Regions from separate parts of the Mus musculus genome. Here region 1 is linked to region 2. Evidence: chromatin contacts called from ENCODE Hi-C data. All regions are on one chromosome and are shown on one strand. Each heading gives the region's core, a stretch centred on a gene start or an enhancer-like site at or near the end of the contact. The rest is flanking DNA. Distances are from core to core; before and after follow the strand shown. Region 1 holds the start of 1700016B01Rik (RIKEN cDNA 1700016B01 gene). Region 2 has its middle 19 kb from the start of Gm36481.

The links. Hi-C counts contacts between places; a loop is a spot of excess contacts on that map.
Region 1: a loop to region 2 is called in a map of adrenal gland, with 2.6 times the contacts of the local background. The contact joins the promoter of 1700016B01Rik here to the enhancer-like site in region 2. A Hi-C loop is called at or near these places in 2 of 37 maps with a recorded cell type or tissue (T-helper 17 cell and adrenal gland).

What each region holds. Positions count from the first base shown.
Region 1 is chr5:112,153,441-112,159,430 of GRCm38, reverse strand. It overlaps 1700016B01Rik (RIKEN cDNA 1700016B01 gene), which reads right to left and starts at 3,204. Exons shown (of 2, transcript NR_166436.1): 1 at 3,077-3,204.
Region 2 is chr5:111,724,110-111,729,980 of GRCm38, reverse strand. No RefSeq gene overlaps it. Among named protein-coding and RNA genes, the nearest start is that of Gm36481, 19 kb to the right of the region's middle. Within about 2 kb of position 4,285, at least 1 of the 3 ENCODE cell types and tissues checked has a DNase peak (open chromatin) inside an H3K27ac peak, as active enhancers do.

The DNA.
Region 1 (5,990 bases), core at 1,955-4,454, 430 kb before region 2:
ATGTGCACACATACATGTACACATATACACACATGCACAAGTAAGTGGAAATTAGAAAGTCACAACAGCAAGCAAAGTGTCAGGCACATTTTGCCATGTGGTCAACGTGGCCCCTGCTGGTCAGTGCACATTCAATAAATGTCTTTTCGGCTGCTATGTACACACATTGATCCTAGGCCCTGGGAAGTCAATTGTGAGCGCATTTGCATAGTCTTGGCTTCACTGGGCTCTGTTGTCATGTGTGGGGGTGGGGGTGGGGTGGGAGATAATTATGATCCTAGATGCTATGAGGCAAAATGGAAACACGAAGCTCTGGGATGTCAAGTTCAATTAAGGGGAAGGGACTTTTGGTCACAGGCTTGGCTTTGTGAGGGTAGGGCTCTAGCACAGTGCTAAGCCTTGCCTGGAACATCCTGGGGTCAGTTTCTGGGACCACAGAGATCTAAAGCAGGTGAGGACATGAGATGGGGCTGCTAAGCAGAGGGAAGAGCAGTGCAAAGGCCCTGTGGCTGTCTGTGCCCTGGCAGTGTGAGGAAGGAGGTGTGCTGCAGGGATTGAGGGAGCAGAGTGGTGGGCTGGTTGATGAGAGTCCCAGGGGGACTTGGCAGGGTCAGGGTGTGTGGCTTTTTCTGAGGTGGGGTTTGTTGCAGACTTTGGGGCTTCAAAGGGACCCCCATCTAAGCTGAGTTTTGATAGGGATCTCCCACTATCAGGACCTTCTTGTGAGCGCCTGATTGGAGAGGATTTTTTGAGACAGGGAAAGGACATTTGCAGCCATTCACCCTCAGATGCCATTTAGCACACATGGCATGTAATAACTCCTCCCTGAGCAAAGAGGGAGAGGTGCTGGAAGACCACAGCTAACACCACTGGGGCACTGAGCTATCGGGTTCCAGCAACTGTTTTCCTTGGTCTCTACCTGCCCTTAGGGGTATTCAGCTTCTTTTCCCCAGTTCCTTCCCTCCCTCCCCCTCCCTCCCCCATTAATTCTCCCCCCTTCCTCCTCCCCTCCCTCTCTCCCTCGATTCCTCTCTCCCTTCCTCCCTTGTTCTCATTTCTCTTTTTCCCCTTTTCTTTTGAGACAGCATCTCACTATGTTGCCCAGGCAGGCCTTGAACTCTCAGGCACAGGTGCCCCCCCCCCCAACCTTCTAGGTGATGAGTTTATAGATGCACATCATTGTGCCTGTGTGCATTTCCATGCCTGTAGGCCTTTAAGATAGACCGTGGATGGACATTTGAAAATCGAGAGGTCAAGCTGCTCATGTATGGTAGCCCCCAGAACTCCCAGGCAGAGGCGGGGCGATCTTGATTTTAAGGCTAGCCTGGGGACCCACTTGCTTTTGAGTTCTGAGGCTGTTGGTGGCCATGTACGCGTCATGGAGTTAGTTAGCTCTCTGCCTCTTGGTCCCTCTTGTGACTTACATAGAGGAGAAATGCCAGAATGTTCTTGGAAACATGGCTCAGTACCTGGCCATGCAGGAACTGAGGGACTCAGCCAGCACAGATTCATTCTCTCTCTCTCTCTCTCTCCCTCCCTCCCTCTTCCTTCCTCCCTCCCTCCCTCCCTCCCTTCCTTTCTTCCTTCCTTCCTCCCTCCCTCCCTCCTTCCTTCTCTCCTTCCCTCCATCCTCTCTCTCTCCTCCCTCCCTCTTCCTTCCTTCCATCCTTCCTTCCTTCCTTCCTCCCTCCCTCCCTTCCTTCCTCCCTCCCTCCTTCCTCTCCCTCCCTTCCCTCCTTCCCTCCTTCCTTCTCTCCTTCCCTCCATCTTCTCTCTCTTTCTTTCTTTCTTTCTTTCTTTCTTTCTTTCTTTCTTTCTTTCTTTCTTTCTTTCTTTCTTTCTTTCCCTCTTTCTTTCTTTCTGGAAAGTACTGATGGGGAAAAGCCATAAGTTCTGGGACAAAGCTCCAGGCCTGTCCCTGCCCCCAACCCCTGCCCTTCACCTTTGCTCTAAGCAGGCGAGAGAGCCAGGGGCCTGCTGACAGTCTTTCTTTGCCCTGGTTTCTGCCATCCTCCTGTGTAAATCCAGCTGCCTGTGCCCGAGTCAGAGGACTTCCTGAAAGGCCCTTGGCTGCAGGATGGCCCTCACACTCTGGTCTGTGTCAGGCTGCAAGGTTTTCAGAGTGAAAACTTGTTGCTCTGCCTTAATGTCAGCTGTTTCCTTTCTGGTCACACTGTGCCTTCCCTCTGCCATGTCCTCCCCCACATCTGGAGGAAGGTGTCCCCTGCACTAAGCCAGTGCCAATCAGATCACTCCTTCCTTCCTTTGCCACAGCAATTGGCTTGGAGATGGAACTTAGACTTATTCTTGCCAATGAGTTCCATCCTGCGCATCTGTGTCTATGCTGGGTGCAACAGTCAGCACAAGGCAGGGTCTGCTGCAGTAATAGGCAGCCTTGAAGTTTCAGCAAGGGCAACCCAAGCTCTTTGGGCCCTCCTTACTGTTCCCTTGATCCATGTTCAAGGGCACCAGGTGATGGGTGGTACCTCACCTCACCAGGCATCAAGGATGAAAATGTGCAGTCACGGAGGTGGGCTTTCTGAAGCTGGCCGAGCTGCTTAAGCATGGGGCCCTGTTGACCACCTTGGGCCCAGTTCTGTCTCAGAGAAAGAGTTCCTCTCCCTACTATGCCTCCAGCCCTCCCTTCTTGTGTACCTCGATTGGATTCTAAGGGTTGGCTCGAGTGACAGCCTTGCTTGCTGCATCCCCAGACTCACTTCCACAGTGTCTTGGCATAGAAGGGGCTAGGGAAACACCTCACTACTTAAGCTTCTCTCAGCAGGACTGAGGCCCAGAGCTTGGCCCCCAGAACTCACATGAAAGACAGATGTGGGTGAATGTGCCATCCCAGAGCCAGGGAGTCAGAGGCAGGCAGATGCTAGGGTTCACTGGCCAGCTTAGCTTACCTCTAAGGCTGACCTCTGCCTGCCACACACATTCACACACTTGCATACAGAAGGAGCTCTTTATGAGCACACAGTAGGAGGCATCCTTAAGCACACAGTAGGACATACCTACAAAGCCATAAGTGCTGGTACCACTAAGGTAAGCATCTGGAACCTAGGCTAGTAGTTACCTGGGCCATTTCAGGGAGCTCTGTCTTGGCTGTGGCCCCCTCTGGGGTGCACTTTGTTGAGCTGAGCTGGGTTGGGGAGGGGCTCGGAGAGAGGGTTGGTGTCTCCCTTGGGGTCACCAGGGGTCAATGAGCAGGGGTTGGGCTTATGAATTTCCTCTCAGGGCCCCAGACAATGGGGGCTTATTTGGTAATGTTGTTTCCTTGGCAACCATCTCTGTTCTGGAGAGTGGAGGTACTGGGGGTGGGGGAGGGCTGTGGAGAGAGAGGGGTTGCTGGAGGGGACACCTACTTTTAAGGTGCAAAACAGAGGCTAGTCTGTGTGGGTGTCTTACCTTCTCTGGAACTTGTCATTTCTAGGACAATTCCTTGCATTTTAAGGACATCTAGAGAGCTGAGTTTGAGTTTAGACATCTAACTCACTGTGTGACCTTGGGTCGATGACTTGCCCTCTCTGAATTTCAAGTTTTTCTCCTGTGAAGTAGGGGTAATTCTTTGTAGGGTGATTTGGGAGAGACAAGCACATTATGGGGCGTGACAGAAGGCCCTTCTGAGCACTTGTTTCTCATTTGATTGGTTCTTACTGCTTGGATTTAGTCACCTCCTTGGTCAGCATCTTAGAGTCACTGTTGTTGTGATGAGACACCACAACCAGCATGGGGAGGAAAGGGTTAATTCTGCTCACACTTCCACACCACAGCCCATCACCAAAGAAAGTCGGGAAAGGAACTCAAGCAGGGAAGGAACCTGGAGGCAGGAGCTGATGCAGAGGCCATGGAGGGTGCTGCTTACTGGCTTCCTCACCATGGCTTGCTCAGCCTGCCTTTTTTTTTTTTTTTTTTAAAGATTTATTTATTTATTTATTTATTATATGTAGCTGTCTTCAGACACTCCGGAAGAGGGAGTCAGATCTTATCACGGGTGGTTGTGAGCCACCATGTGGTTGCTGGGACTTGAACTTCGGACCTTTGGAAGAGCAGTCGGGTGCTCTTACCCACTGAGCCATCTCACCAGCCCTCAGCCTGCCTTCTTATAGAACTCAGGGCCACCAGCCCAAGGATGGCTCCACCAACAACGGGATTGCCACACCCATAATGGGCTGACCACACCCACAATGAACTGGCTCCACCCACAATGGGCGGGCCCCCATCAATCACTAATCAAGAAAACTGCCCATAGGCTTATGGCGGTATTTTTACATCAAGGCTTCTCCTCTTTGAGGACTCTAGCAGCACAGAAAGCTTCCAGAGTCACACAGATCTGGAATTTCTAAGGACCAAGGTGGTTGTTCTGGGAGCTTGGCTGCCGAAGGGTCTTCATTATTGGTCATGAGTCACTTTCTGGCATGTGAAGAGACTGAGGTCAAGTCTAGGGTGCCCTTGTCCTGTCTCCCTGCCGCACCCTCCCTGTATATGGATTTGAGTGCCTCATTCCTGGCTGCCAGGGCTGCTTTGGTGCTGAGGCAGGGGCGGCAGCCTTGCAGGGCTGTTTTGTATCCAGAACAACTCAGGAACTGGAACTCATCGGACCTTCACGAGGCTGGCTGCCCTAGGCTGCCTCCTGGATTCTGGCCACCCAAAGCATCAGGCTTCTCCATGGTCTTGGGAGCAGATTGGTGACTGGGTGGGGACCAAACTCACCCCAGTGCAAGACTTACACACACAACACCCAGCAAAGCCCTGTGAGAAGCCAATGCAAGGTTAGTTTTCATAAGGAGAGTTAGATGTTCTGGAGTTGGGGATGTATTTGTACTAAAAAAGTATTCTCTGATTGCTTTTGGCCACCTCACCTAGCCGGTTGCTTTACCACTTTTGAGACAGGGTCCTGCTCTACATCTGTGGTAGGCACGCTTCTGCTTCTAAGTTCTGGGATTGCAGATCAGTGCCAGCACACAGCAAAGACTTTTATATTTTTAAAACTAAAAATATTCCTTGCATGTGTGCCTGAGTAATATGTCTGCGAGCCATGTGTGTGTCAGAAGCCCATGGAGGTCTGAAGAAGTGTGGGATCCTTGGTACTGGGGTCACAGGCAGTTGTGAGCCATCGTGTGGGTGCAGGGAACCGAATAGAACCTCTGCAAAGTAGCCATGCTACAGACTCCGACCAAACAACTTATAACAATTTAATTTTCAATTTGGGGGCGCTGGGGATGGGACTCAGAGCCTGGCGCATGTGGGGCTGGGCTCCTACTGAACGCCACTCTATTATTCCTCGGAGGCAGGACTTGAACCTTATTGTACCCGCTTTATGTTTGGTAATAAAAGTCATGTGCCTGTGGGTCCCCTTAACGTGCTAAATGCAATACGCAAGCCTGGTGCTGGCTCTCTGCGCACACGCCCTTGGACTGCAGTTCCCATGATGGCCACGCGGTGTCGCTGTCGGCCCGCGATACCCGGGCAAGACGGGCTGGCCCATCCATCACCGGCCGCGGCGCAGACAATGCGGGGAGCGGCCTCGGCCCGCGCCCGCCCGCCCGCGCTGTCGGTACAAAGGATGCGCTGTTAACACGTGTACGGTAATGGGCTCCTCCACGGCCTCTTCCCGGGCCGCCCGCTCCCTGCCCGACGCATGGCCGGAGACATCCATCTAAATTATGTCACCCAGCTGTGAGCGGCTCCCTGCCCAGTCGGTCCGGGGCTGTGTGTGCCTGGCTTTCCTGGGCCACACAGCCCAGCATGAGAGGAACCTCTCACAGGTGAGCACCTACTGTGTGCTGGCTGGGCCCCAGCCACAGGACATGTGGCTTAGTCTATTTTAAAGAGGAACTTGATGCTTGTAAGGGTTTGTTTCAAAGTTGCGACGCCCTGCAGCTTGCCTGGGCTGCCTTAAAAAAAGAAAGAAAGAAAAAGAAAAGAAACAAGACAAACGCTCCCAGTTTATTGATGTTTGAATGTCGCCCCACACCATAAAACGCTCC
Region 2 (5,871 bases), core at 3,036-5,535:
TATGCATGTGTGTGCCTGTGTGAATGTGTGCACATACCTCTGTGTGTACATGTGTGTATGTAAGTGTGTGCACATGCCTGTGAATATGTGTGTGCATGTGTGTGCACATGCCTCTGTGTGTGTGTGTGTGTTTGGGGGGAGGACAAACGATAGAGAGATAGAGAAGAGAGAGGCAGATGATAGGGATAAGGAGAGACACGTGTAAATGGAGACTGGAGGGGAGAAGCTGAGGGGGGGGCTGAGATGGAAAACAAGCTCAGAAAATTGAAGCCAGTGGAGGGTTGACAGAGGGCAGCCATGCTGAACAGAAGACCAAAGAGGGCTCCCTGCACCCTAGGAGGAAAAGCCCTTTGTTATCCATAAAACCCCGACATCCTATTACCTTCCCTGCACAGCATTGCCAGACTCACTCACAAAGCTCTCAGGTGCACGTGCACCCAGGTAGCCACAGGCACATACTCACAAGTATATTCATACATCCCCAACTTCATATGCACATATGTGCACATGTACACACGAGGCACACATATTGCACACACACACACAGAGAGCTAAAAACAATTACACATACACACCCTGCTCATACAGCTGTACATTCATTTGAATATGTATATACACTTGGCCAATCTAAATTACATCACACATATAGTCAGACATACATGTGTGCTCTCATATACACATTTTCTGATATGTGCAGTCGCAGACACACCCACATGCATACACATACATGAACACACACAGCCTAGGGCCAACGCTGGCCCCTGCCCTGCACACAAGTCAGCCACAGAATAGAGTGTCTGTGTCAGACCAAAGGAAACATCTCAGCCTAGATAAGGCTGGGCAACATCCAGGCCAGGGGTCCTTGGGAGAGCTAGGAAGCGGCGGTCAGCTGGACAGTGAGTTCGGACCCAAACTGGCCCACTTGGGTCCCCAAGATGGGCCACTGGGTTTCCAGAGACTGACATCTAGAGAAATAAATGGAGCTGTTGATGGAGCTGGGCTTTGCTCAGCCTCTCAGGCACAGTCATGGGTAGCTTTATCCTGCTGACCCACTGACCCCCAGCCGTAGGCCAGCAAGTCATAATGAGCTTTGTGAGCACCATGCATTTTCTTCTCCCTGATAGTGTTTGCCTATCTGCACTTGTCCTGGGTTCACAGATCACCTCCAATGCTCTGCATTGATTAAGGGTACCAAGCACTCACAAGCACACTCAACCAAAGCTGTAAAAATAACACCCTTTATTTAAAAAAAAATGCAAGAGCGTGGGCTGGAGAGACAGCTCAGAGGTTAAGAGCACTGGCTGCTCTTCCAGAGGTCCGGAGTTCAATTCCCAGCAACCACAAGGTGGCTCACAACCATCTATACTAAGTTTTGATGCCCTCTTGTGGCCAGTAGGTGTACATGCAGATAGAGCATTTATATACATAAAATAAATAAATCTTTTTAAAAATGCAAGAGGGTGGGAAAGATTGGGGTCGTGGGGGATGGGGGGCTCTGTTTACGAAAGAGCAAGAAAGAAACAGTTATTTCCAGAAAGTGTACTAACAGGACAACAATGCCTTTCTGATATTCTCAGGGTGACATCAGGACACAGGTGTTTAAAGCACCGTCCTGTTAGACATTAGTCATTCAACAGCTGTGTCAACCACTTTGAATAGGCCGTGCTGGTCCCCAAAGAACGCCTCAGTGTACAACCTGGCTGGCTTAAATGCCCACTCCAGACAGGTCTCCTAATGTTGTTGAACCCCAGTTTACTCCTGTGCATATATGGGAGAACCCCGGAATGGCTGTTGAGATTAAAAGAGGAATTGTATGCCGTGGGCCACACTCCTGCTAGCAATCTTGCTTCCTAAGAGCCACTTGCCAACCTTATTCATCAGGAACTGACTGAGGCCTCCCCTGACCTTGCACTCAGCACTGGAGTGAGGGCTAAAGAGTTAACAGGGCAAAGACAAACAACTCCCTGCCCCAGGCAGGCCCGAGAGCCCAAGAGTGGGAGGCAAAATGAATCCATGATGACCATCCTGTCCCATATCCCTGCATTAGTGTGGATGCTCACAATAAGACAAAATGGGAAGACGTAGGCCATAGGGGAACAGAGCAAACAGAGTTTGCTCATAACTTCCTCTTCTGCCCTCATTTTCTCAAAAAATATGTACAAGAAGACTTTGCCCTAAACTTGAAGGATGGGGAAGATCTGCAGCAGATACTATGCTTGGTGAGTTGTTAAAATGATGTCCCAGCGTGTGAGTGCACACCTGTGATTCTTGCAGCTAGGAGCACACAGCTGTATTCTTCCCACATGTGGGAAGCTATGGCTGGGGGATTACCAGTTGGGGGTCGCACTTACTTTCTTTGTCAAGAAAGCAAAAAGGAAAGGAAACAAAAACTGTAAGTGCATAATGAATACTTCTATCTTTAAAAATAAAGTATGCATATGTATATCTGTACTGTGTGAGATGTGTGTGCATGAGTGCATATATATGTGTGCGTATGCATATATGTACATATGTGTATATGCATATATACACATATATATGTCTGTGTGCATGTGAGTATATATACATATATGTGTGTATATGTGTCTGTATATATATGCATATATATATACATATATGTGTGTGTGCACATGTATATATTTATGAAGTCTGGGTTTTCTGAGATTTTATTTATTTTTATTTTATATGTATGGGTGTTTTACCTACATGTATGTGTACAGGTATTAATGTGTACCTGTATGTACATGTACATGTATGTGTACATGTGTGTGCAGTGCCCAAAAAGGCAAGAAAGGGGCATTGGATCCTCTGAAACTGGATTTACAGAGGGCTAGATATAGTCCTTTCCCTCTCATTGAGTCTGAAGGCAATGGCAGCTCAGTCTATAAGCTGACAGTTGGTCATGGACTGTGACCCAAGGCTTAGAGACCATTCCGAGAGCTTCCAGCCCCAAACCTGTGAGGACTCAGATGGACCAATAGAGCAGAGATGGAGGTCAGTCATCCAGTCTGAGAGGAGAAGGGATGGGAGAGAGGAACCACTGTTCCTCAGGAAGGAACACCACGTGAGAGGACCAATTATGAGGCCTGACCATTCCTGGATCCCTACCATGTGACTGGCCAGCTAACTTAGGACCTCCAAGACTCAAACCCAGGGAGACTCCAGTGTGGTGTCAAGAGGGAAGTTTTACAAAACCAAGTCCCAAACCAGGGCTGGCATCTTGTAGACTGGAGTGGGAGTGTGCTTAGAATAATGGTGGGGTTCCTAGACGTGCCTGTTGTCTGCTTCAGTTTCTCTACCATGGAATGAGGTCTTTCGGGACACAGGGCACACATGGTGGGGCCTGAGTCTGGTTTGTCACTGACAGAGGATATTTATAGACACTTACTAAACGACTAGCTAATGGGACTCAAGTAATGATCTCTTCCCTGCCCATTTGGCCTTGGGAAGCAAAGGTCTTCTAGTGGGATGAAGACTACCCCAGCCCCAGGCCCAGCCCCAGCCCCAGCCCCAGCCCCAGCCCCAGCCCCAGCCCCAGCCCCAGCCCAGCCCCAGCCCCAGCCCCAGCCCCAGCCCCAGCCCCAGCCCAGCCCCAGCCCCAGCCCCAGCCCCAGCCCCAGCCCCAGCCCCAGCCCCAGCCCCAGCCCCAGCCCCAGTCCCAGCCCCAGCCCCAGCCCCAGCCCCAGACACCTAGCAGCTGGGGAACCTGAGGATATGATTTTATTTAGAAAAAGGGTCTTTGTGGATGTCATTAGAGGAAAAGGCAGCTTGGGCCAACAGGCAAGAGACACTTGTGTTGCCAGAAATGACAGAGTCCAGGACACCCTCCTTAGAAGTCTCAGGAGAGCAAGGTCCATCCACACCTTTAAACCTTGAGTTCCAGAAATTCGGGAAACACATTCCTGCCTGTGCTGAGGAATTTCCTTATAAAGCCTTAAGACACAAATGCAGAATGACGGCTGACGGATGTGACCTGAGGACTGGGGGACCTAGGAGCCTCCCAGAGTCCCCCTTGGTTGTCGTGTGGCCAATTCCAACAAAGTGGCCTCTGTTGGCTCAAATGAACGGGGCAGAGGAGACAAGGAAGTGAGGATATGAGTGCCCAGATCAACCTCCTGTCTAACCTTAGCGAATGCCATCTCCTCGAGGTCTGGACACAATCGCGCGGGCCCCTGGCAGTCAGTCCTTTTCATCATGTGAGGTCTGCAGCCCTGAGCAACAGACTCATTCAGAGCCTCAAATAGCCTTCAGCTCCCAGAGCCTCCGACTTGCCAAGGCTGCATAGATACAGCCAGACCCTCCACAAGTCCCCTCACCCCACTGCCCAGGTGCTGCCTGGCCAACCTGCTCCTCCTCGGGGCTGCACCCGGGAGCTCACTGCAGACTCTTCATCTTCAAGGAAACAGAAAGCACACTCTTCACCCACTATAACTTCCCAAACAAACTGGATTCCTATAACCATAAAACAAAGCCCAAATGAGCTGGCCCTGGCCCAGGAGGGAAGGCGGGAGGAACCCGGGTGCCGGAGGGGCTGTTAGTTGCCAGGCTGGCTGCACGGATTTCGACACCTCAGCCTTGCAGTCGCTTAATATTCCAATGAGCACCCGAGCAAGGCATTAGGAGCGAAGGAGTGCATGAACGCCCTCAGAGCTGGGGGAATATTACTCACCAGGTCACGGTCGGCTGCATAAAATACAACCCTCATATATCATTATAACTGCCAGCCAGCGACAGTTATAATTGAGACGGCAATAACTAGGAGAGAGTTCTTTAATTTAACATCCAATTATTACAAGTTATCACTTCTTAATAAATGTAATATAACAGACAATCAATGTTGCATGCGACGGCCCAGACTGCAATGGGACGGGAAATTTATATCCTGGGGAAAGAAAAAATATACTGTGTGTAGTGTGCGTGCGTGCGTGCATGCATGCATGTGCGTGCGTGCGTGCATGTGTCTGTGTGAGTGCTTCGGCTTTCTAGTCTGTAGAGCTGTGAGTGTGCCAGCTATCTGGCTATAAATAGCTGGGTTTGCCTAGGCAGCTAGCATCTCCACATTTGCATATGTACAATAGCCCCAGGCCAAGGGAACGGGAAGAATGAGAAAGGGGAAGAGATTTCTTCTCAGGGCTGCAGGCTCCTCAGAGGAGCTGCAAGGGGCAGCAGGGCCCAGCGGGCACAGGGCCCAGGGTGGCAGCTGGGACAATTACTCTGAGCCTTAACCAGGCCGAGCAAGTTTTTTTTTTTTTTTTTTTGGATTTAAATGTTGGGGTTCTTTTTCTGTTGTGTGTTTCTTCTGTTGGCCAGAGAGAAAAGGAGCCCTTTATGAGTGAGCAGCCTGGCACCTCTTTGTATAGTAGAAGCATCGGTGCATCCAGCACCCCCATAAATGAATACAAATGACCGGCACCCTAGGAAGGATCCCATGTCTTGTGGCTAAACTTCCACGGGCTTGTCTTCCACTGGATGGCAAAGCTCTGACTCTTTCCCTTAGACTCCTGTGCCATTGTTGGCCCCCTTGTTATAGAAACATGCTCATTTGTATATCCATCCACATGACTGATTTCACCGGGAATACCTGCCATTCTTGACATCTCCACTCTCCAGTGAGTAGGGTTGCTTTAGTCTGGGGACACTGGACACAGGGTACTGCTGTATGTATTTGGGGACTGTGGGGGCTTCCCCACATTCTTGGTGAATACCAAGAATGAGCCCTGGGGATCACTCAGGGTCCAAACATTTCTGCTTCGGTTCTAACAAATGACTACTTTTGCCAGTTTTCCTATCTATCGGCTGTGTTCCGGTTGCTCTGTTTTCTTTGCCAACATTTGGTGCTGTCAGGTTTATTGGCTTTAGCCACTCCAGGGG